2 separate regions of the Homo sapiens genome follow, and region 1 is linked to region 2. The links are chromatin loops, found by intact Hi-C in ENCODE. Cell type or tissue: breast epithelium. All regions are shown on one strand. Each heading gives the region's core, and the rest is flanking DNA. Links, peaks and the distances in the headings are about the cores only.

Region 1 (2,903 bases), core at 148-2,647, 68 kb before region 2:
CTACTTGCTCCTCCTGGGGTCTGGTAAAACTATTTTTAACTTGCAGTTTTCAATGCCTCTTAAATAATTCTCAAAAGTCCCTGTTTTGGGCTTTTATGTATATATTTCTATAGAAAAGAAATCTTGCTGCTATATATTGTTATGACATCTTGAAAAGATTTAACATTCATTCTATTTTTAATCACCAATTTATTTCTAATCTGAAGATATTGCCAAGAAACCATTTTTAAAAATCTATCTTAATCAGAGAGCTTCCTGTAGTCCCTCCACAAGAAGGAGTAGTAGTATTTTCAGATCTCTATGAAGTCTATAAACAGAAAAAATCATTGTCTAATTGAAAGTGACTGTGGCAAAGGCCGTCATCTTCCTATTTTCAAGTCTCCAAAGCCTCTGGGGGCTTTCGGAAAGCAACAAAGAGACTAATTAGGTTGGGGGATCCCATAAGTCCGTCTCCAGCGCCAGCCTTGGGACTGGGTGACAGTGACCAAGAAAAATGCCTAAAATATGGGTTGGGAGTGGACATTGTGGTCCCTTCAGCTGAACCTTGAAATGGGTCATCTGTGCATGGTCCTGCCATCAGACAAGTGCATGCCTTCTTCTTTTAAAATATCTTGGAAAGTACTTTGCAATGTCTTGCTGCTACTCATATGTAGAAGAAATTTCTTCTCTTTTTTTTTTTTTTTTTTTTTACAATGTAGTCTGAACCAGTAATTGCAATTCTTAAACTTAGCTGAACCCATGAAGGAGTTCATTAAGGAGCTCATCTCTAGAGATTTTGGCCAGCAACTCCTGGAGAGTTCCATGCTAGTGGTCCAATGACCGACCTCACTTGAAGAACCACTGGCCTAATTTCCTACTGCTGCTCTTGGTCTGCTTTCTTCTCCTAAAATACTGCCCTTCATATGCAATCGGAAAACTTGATTATTATTCCTCCTCCTCCTCCTCCTCCTCTTCCTCCTCCTTCTCTTCTTCCTCCTCCTCCTCCTCTCCTCCTCCTTCTCCTCTTCCTCCTCTTCCTCCTCCTTCTTCTCTTCCTCCTCCTCCTGTTCCTCCTCCTCTTCCTCTTCCTGCTCCTTCTCCTCTTCCTCCTCCTCCTCTTCCTCCTTCTCCTCTTCCTCCTCCTCCTCCTCTCCTGCTCCTTCTCCTCTTCCTCCTTCTTCTTCTCTTCCTCCTTCTCCCCTCCTCCTTCTCCTCTCCTCCTCCTTCTCCTCTCCTCCTCCTTCTCCTCTCCTCCTCCTTCTCCTCTTCCTCCTCCTCCTCTCCTCCTCCTTCTCCTCTTCCTCCTCCTCTCTTCCTCCTCTTCCTCCTCCTTCTTCTCTTCCTCCTTCTCCTCTTCCTCCTCCTCTTCCTCCTCCTCTTCCTCTTCCTGCTCCTTCTCCTCTTCCTCCTCCTTCTTCTGTTCCTCCTTCTCCTCTCCTCCTCCTCCTCCTCTCCTCCTTCTCCTCTCCTCCTCCTCCCCTCCTCCTTCTCTTCCTCCTCCTCTTCCTCCTCCTCCTCCTTCTCTTCTTCTTCTCCTCTCCTCCTCTTCTTCCTCCTTCTCCTCCTCCTCTTCCTCCTCCTCCTCTCCTCCTCCTTCTCCTCTTCCTCTTCCTCCTCTCCTCCTCCTCCTCCTGTCCTCTTCCTTCTCCTCCTTCTTCTCCTCCTCCTCCTCCTTCTTCTTCCTTTTCTTCTTCTTCTTCTCTTCCCTCTTCTTTTTTCAAGACAGGATCTCACTCTGTCACCTAGGCTGGAGTGTGGTAGCATAATCATAGCTCACTGTAGCCTCAAACTCCTGGGCTCAAGTGATACTCCAGCCTCGTCTCAGCCTCCCAAGTAACTGGGACTATAAGTGCCATGTCTGGCTAATATTTTTATTTTTTGTAGAGATGGGGTCTCACTATATTGCCCAGGCAGGTCTGGAACTCCTGGACTTAAGAGATCCTCTCACTTGGCTGACCACCTTGCCCAGCCAAAAAACTTGATTCTTACATCTCCACTGTCTTCTCCATACTGTAGTCTCTAATTCTGTCAAGATGGTACTTTTGATAGTTTTTGACTGAGAAAACACATCAAGGTAAGAACTACTATGAATTCAGCAAAGCTTTTAAATTTAAATTCCTACACATCTGTGTATGTTTGAAAAGTGGTAATATGAATGCAAGACAAGGCTGTTTATTCAGAGTAGTATAATGCTTGGTGTACACATGGATTCATGGATCCCTTTCTAGAATTCTAGAATTCCAGGCTGCTCTTCCCTCACCCAGGACCCATGGTCCAAGGGTCGGGAACAGGGATCTAAATCAATGGTTCTTCACCCTGAGGTCATGACACAGTGGTACATCCAGAGCAGCTGGATAGTGATAGCAAATAATTTATTACTGAGAGCTGAAATTCCAAAGTTTGTGAATAGTTTCTTTAAAAAATAAAACAAATTAATATTGTCCTTGTAACATAATAGCATCACTCTGTCACTTGCATTACAAAATGCTTCTATGAATGGGTGAGATCCGGGTGGACTTACAACTCATCCATGATGCCTGAAGGGAGCAGATGTCTTTGATATATCATTATGAGGAAAATGAATTATTTACATACTGACATTTTTTGTGTTTTGTCAAAATCTGAGAACACCTTAGGGAGTATGCTACATGTATGAAGATCATTCATCCTCTTGTTGAGAACACCTTAGGGAATGTGCTACATGTATGAATATCATTCATCCTATTGTTTCAAGACAAAAAAAAGGCCAGGAAGCCTGTACTAGACTGTAAGAAAATTACTTTATAGAAAAGATTGAGGAAGACAAGATTCCTGCTCATTGAAAACAGTGGGGCACACGCATGGCCGGAATCTTTGTCATCTTTGAGTAAATGCCCCAGTACGGTGGGCCTTCCAGCCTCATGATGGATTGGGTTCTTCCACCT
Region 2 (2,903 bases), core at 262-2,761:
TGAACAATAGAAAGTGCTGGGCAGCCTGAATTCCTGCATTATGGACATAGAGAAACATTCCCAAGTTGTCAATGAAGAAGCCTTGATTATGCTTCCAGCTCTGGTGACTTAGAGCAATGAACTCCATTCTCTGGGCCTCAATTTCCTTGAATGCAAAAGTGAGGAGTGAGAGGTTTAGGATGGTCTCTTGCAACTCTAGCCTGCAGTGATTCTGACTTGGGCATTTTCTGACAGCTGGAGGTGGATGCTTCATTGCCCCCATTGCCTTGCTGGGTTCTGAGGTGGTGTTTCCTGTCATCAGGCGCCCATGGTGTCATGGGGATGCTTCCTCCAGGGAATCATCTGCATAGAGATAATCCCTGAAGCCACAGTGCTGAAGGGCAGCAAGGGAGGACAGGCTCCCTTGGCTTTGGTGGAGCTCACCTGGAGATTCTCCAGAGAAAAGGAGCAGGAGAAAGACCTTCGGGGAGCAGAGCAGGCACAGGGAGGGGAAAGAACACTGGCCCTGGAGCTTCTGGGCACAGCTCTCAGGAGGAATTGCTGGAGGCTTTGCACGATGCACAGGAGTGTCCAGAGCAGGGAAATAAAGCTAAGCGAAGGTGGCACTGGCTGTGAACATGAGAAGAGGACCGACATGAGGATGACCTGATGAGCACGGATCAGGCATCATGCTGAGGACACCATACACATGATCGGATGAAACCCGTGTGCTTACTCTCCACATGAGGAAATCAAGGCTCAGACAGGACGAACATCTGCCCAAGGCCACACGGTGAATGGGAGGCAAATCTTGGATTCAAACTCATTTCTGTCCAAGAATTGGCTCTTGCATTTCACAGTGCCCGCTGGCTAAATCCCTGGGCCAGGCTGGCCTGGGCATCACTGAAGGGCAGGGCCCAGTGGCTCCTGCACTCCTCATTCAGTGCCTCCTGGCAACGGGACTTGGGGCGGAGCTGCCTGACTTGACTTCTCTGTGTCGGTTGATGCTGCGGATGCTGGATCCACAAAGCCTGGGATCCCCCTGGGATGCTCAGACAGAATGCAGGCTACACACCCGGATCCGTGTCTCTGGTTACAGGGAACAGAAGGCAAACGCCAGGAGGCGCAGAGCAGCACCACTCCCTTTGCCCAGTTGGCATCTGCATCTGCAGCTGAAGAAAGAGACTGGGAGGAGGGGGGCCAGAAGGAGCAAGCAGCGACAAGGCAGGGCAGAGAGTGTCCAGGGATCAGCATGTCGGGATACTGGTCCCAAGTCTTCCCCACCTTCAGGCCCTGAAAGCCTTTCTACCTTAGTATCTTTCCACCATAGGCCCCCAGGCACAACTTCCTATAACTGTCACTCACTACTCTCCACAACAATCACAAGCAAGCCGGGCTCCTCTCTGGCTCTGGGTCCTGGAAGGATGGAGGAAAAGCAGTCAGTCCTGAGTCATAGAGAGAGCTACTTGCTGCACGTCCACCCCCTCAGGGGTGAGTCAGCTCAGCCTGCACGACTCCAGCCCTCTCTCTCGGCCTGCAACCCACAGTGCTTGCGTTGGACAGTGGGCCTGGCTGTCTCTGTCTGCCTTTGTGGCTGTAACCACGCCTCCTGCCCCCTGCCATGGCAGAGAAGGGGCCAGAATGGGCACAAGAAAGGCAAGGCTGAGTGCCCCCCACTGCCCATAGCTGTGATGAGGAAGGAGGGTAGAGAGATGTGGTCAGAAAGCAGATTTGTCCAAGGACATTAGGGTGTACACACCTTAGAGACCACCTAGCCCAAACCCTTATTTGTTTATTCCTCAAAGGTACCTTGAGCACCCGCTGTGTGATGTTGCTTGAGGATATACAAATTTTCTAGATGAGGACACAAAAGGCCAGAGGCAGGAAACAGCTTGCTCATTTTCACAGGTTTTTCACAGCAAGCTGACCGGAACTCCCGGTCAGTAGGGGGCTCCAGTGGGTGCTGTTGCCAACCATTGTCTAGATGACATTGGTGGGTGTGGCCTGAGCTGGTTCTAGGACACATAGATTAAATCAAGTTCCGTGGTCTCAGGACAGCTGGGTGGGGCAGAGGTTATCCTTGACATCTCCCTCCAGCCCCCCTTCTCATTGCTGGAGCCTCCTGTTGCCCTCGGAGTCCCTTCCAGCTTCTTCCCACTTTCGGCAACAGCCCCCACCCCCAACAAACCTAATGCTACCAAGATGCCTTGTTTCAAAATGAAGTGATTCCAGCACAGTCATTCATGCTGGGTGGTAGCAACTCAGTGAGCTGCCCTTCTAATAGATCATTGTACCTTGAAGAGAAGGCGATGCTCAACCTGCAGGTGGAATGTTTATTGTATCTCAGGTGAGCCTTTAGCAACGTGACCCCTGAGTGGGGAGATTACTTTTGTGAGGTCCCTCCCCATCCCCCCACAAAGGCTGTTTTCTACTCTGCTTAAGAGTATGGCTGGCCCTTGAGAGAGTTAGCAGAGCCACCCTCATTCCTAGAAGTGGGATGAAGCATCTGACCATCAGCAGTCCCCTGGGAGGAGGCCGAATGCCCCGGATCTCAAGGTCTAGGGCGAGGCTTGTTGTGTGAACTGGTGTGATGTGGGGTTGAGGGGGTGCAGACAGAGAGACGGGCCTGAGAAGTGGCCTGGTGCAGCAAGTCTTCTCAAAAGCTTTTGCCTTGAGAAGTACCCTGCAGGTTTGACCCGAAAGGTCATGGGAACCTGTTTTTTTATAGGCATCCAATTTGGGTTGTTAATTCAGCTGTGTGAGATTGCCGAGGTCCTGATGCGGCTCTGACCCATCCAGGCTCCCCTTGCCCTCTGCCTTCTGCCCCAAACTGTGTCACTTTTTGTTTCCCTCAAATGCTCTTTCCTTTCCTGTTCTCATCTTATCAACCCACATACGGCCCTCTGTTCCCTTCCCCTCCGTGT

The links. Peaks named below come from ENCODE experiments on the same cell type or tissue, not always from the same donor. Only the 100,000 strongest peaks of a DNase experiment are listed, where the experiment ranks them.
Region 1: a loop joins it to region 2, with 17 times the contacts of the local background. A loop is called at or near these places in 2 of 110 quality-filtered maps.

Annotation. Positions count from the first base shown.
Region 1 is chr12:2,571,370-2,574,272 of GRCh38, forward strand. All of the region lies in intron 13 of CACNA1C (calcium voltage-gated channel subunit alpha1 C), which reads left to right. Among named protein-coding and RNA genes, the nearest start is that of CACNA1C-AS2, 99 kb to the right of the region's middle. In breast epithelium, for the core only: no CTCF peak of the experiment used is centred there; no DNase peak of the experiment used is centred there.
Region 2 is chr12:2,639,434-2,642,336 of GRCh38, forward strand. The region is part of intron 30 of CACNA1C (calcium voltage-gated channel subunit alpha1 C); the gene reads left to right. Among named protein-coding and RNA genes, the nearest start is that of CACNA1C-AS2, 31 kb to the right of the region's middle. In breast epithelium, for the core only: no CTCF peak of the experiment used is centred there; no DNase peak of the experiment used is centred there; H3K27ac peaks cover 1,181 bases.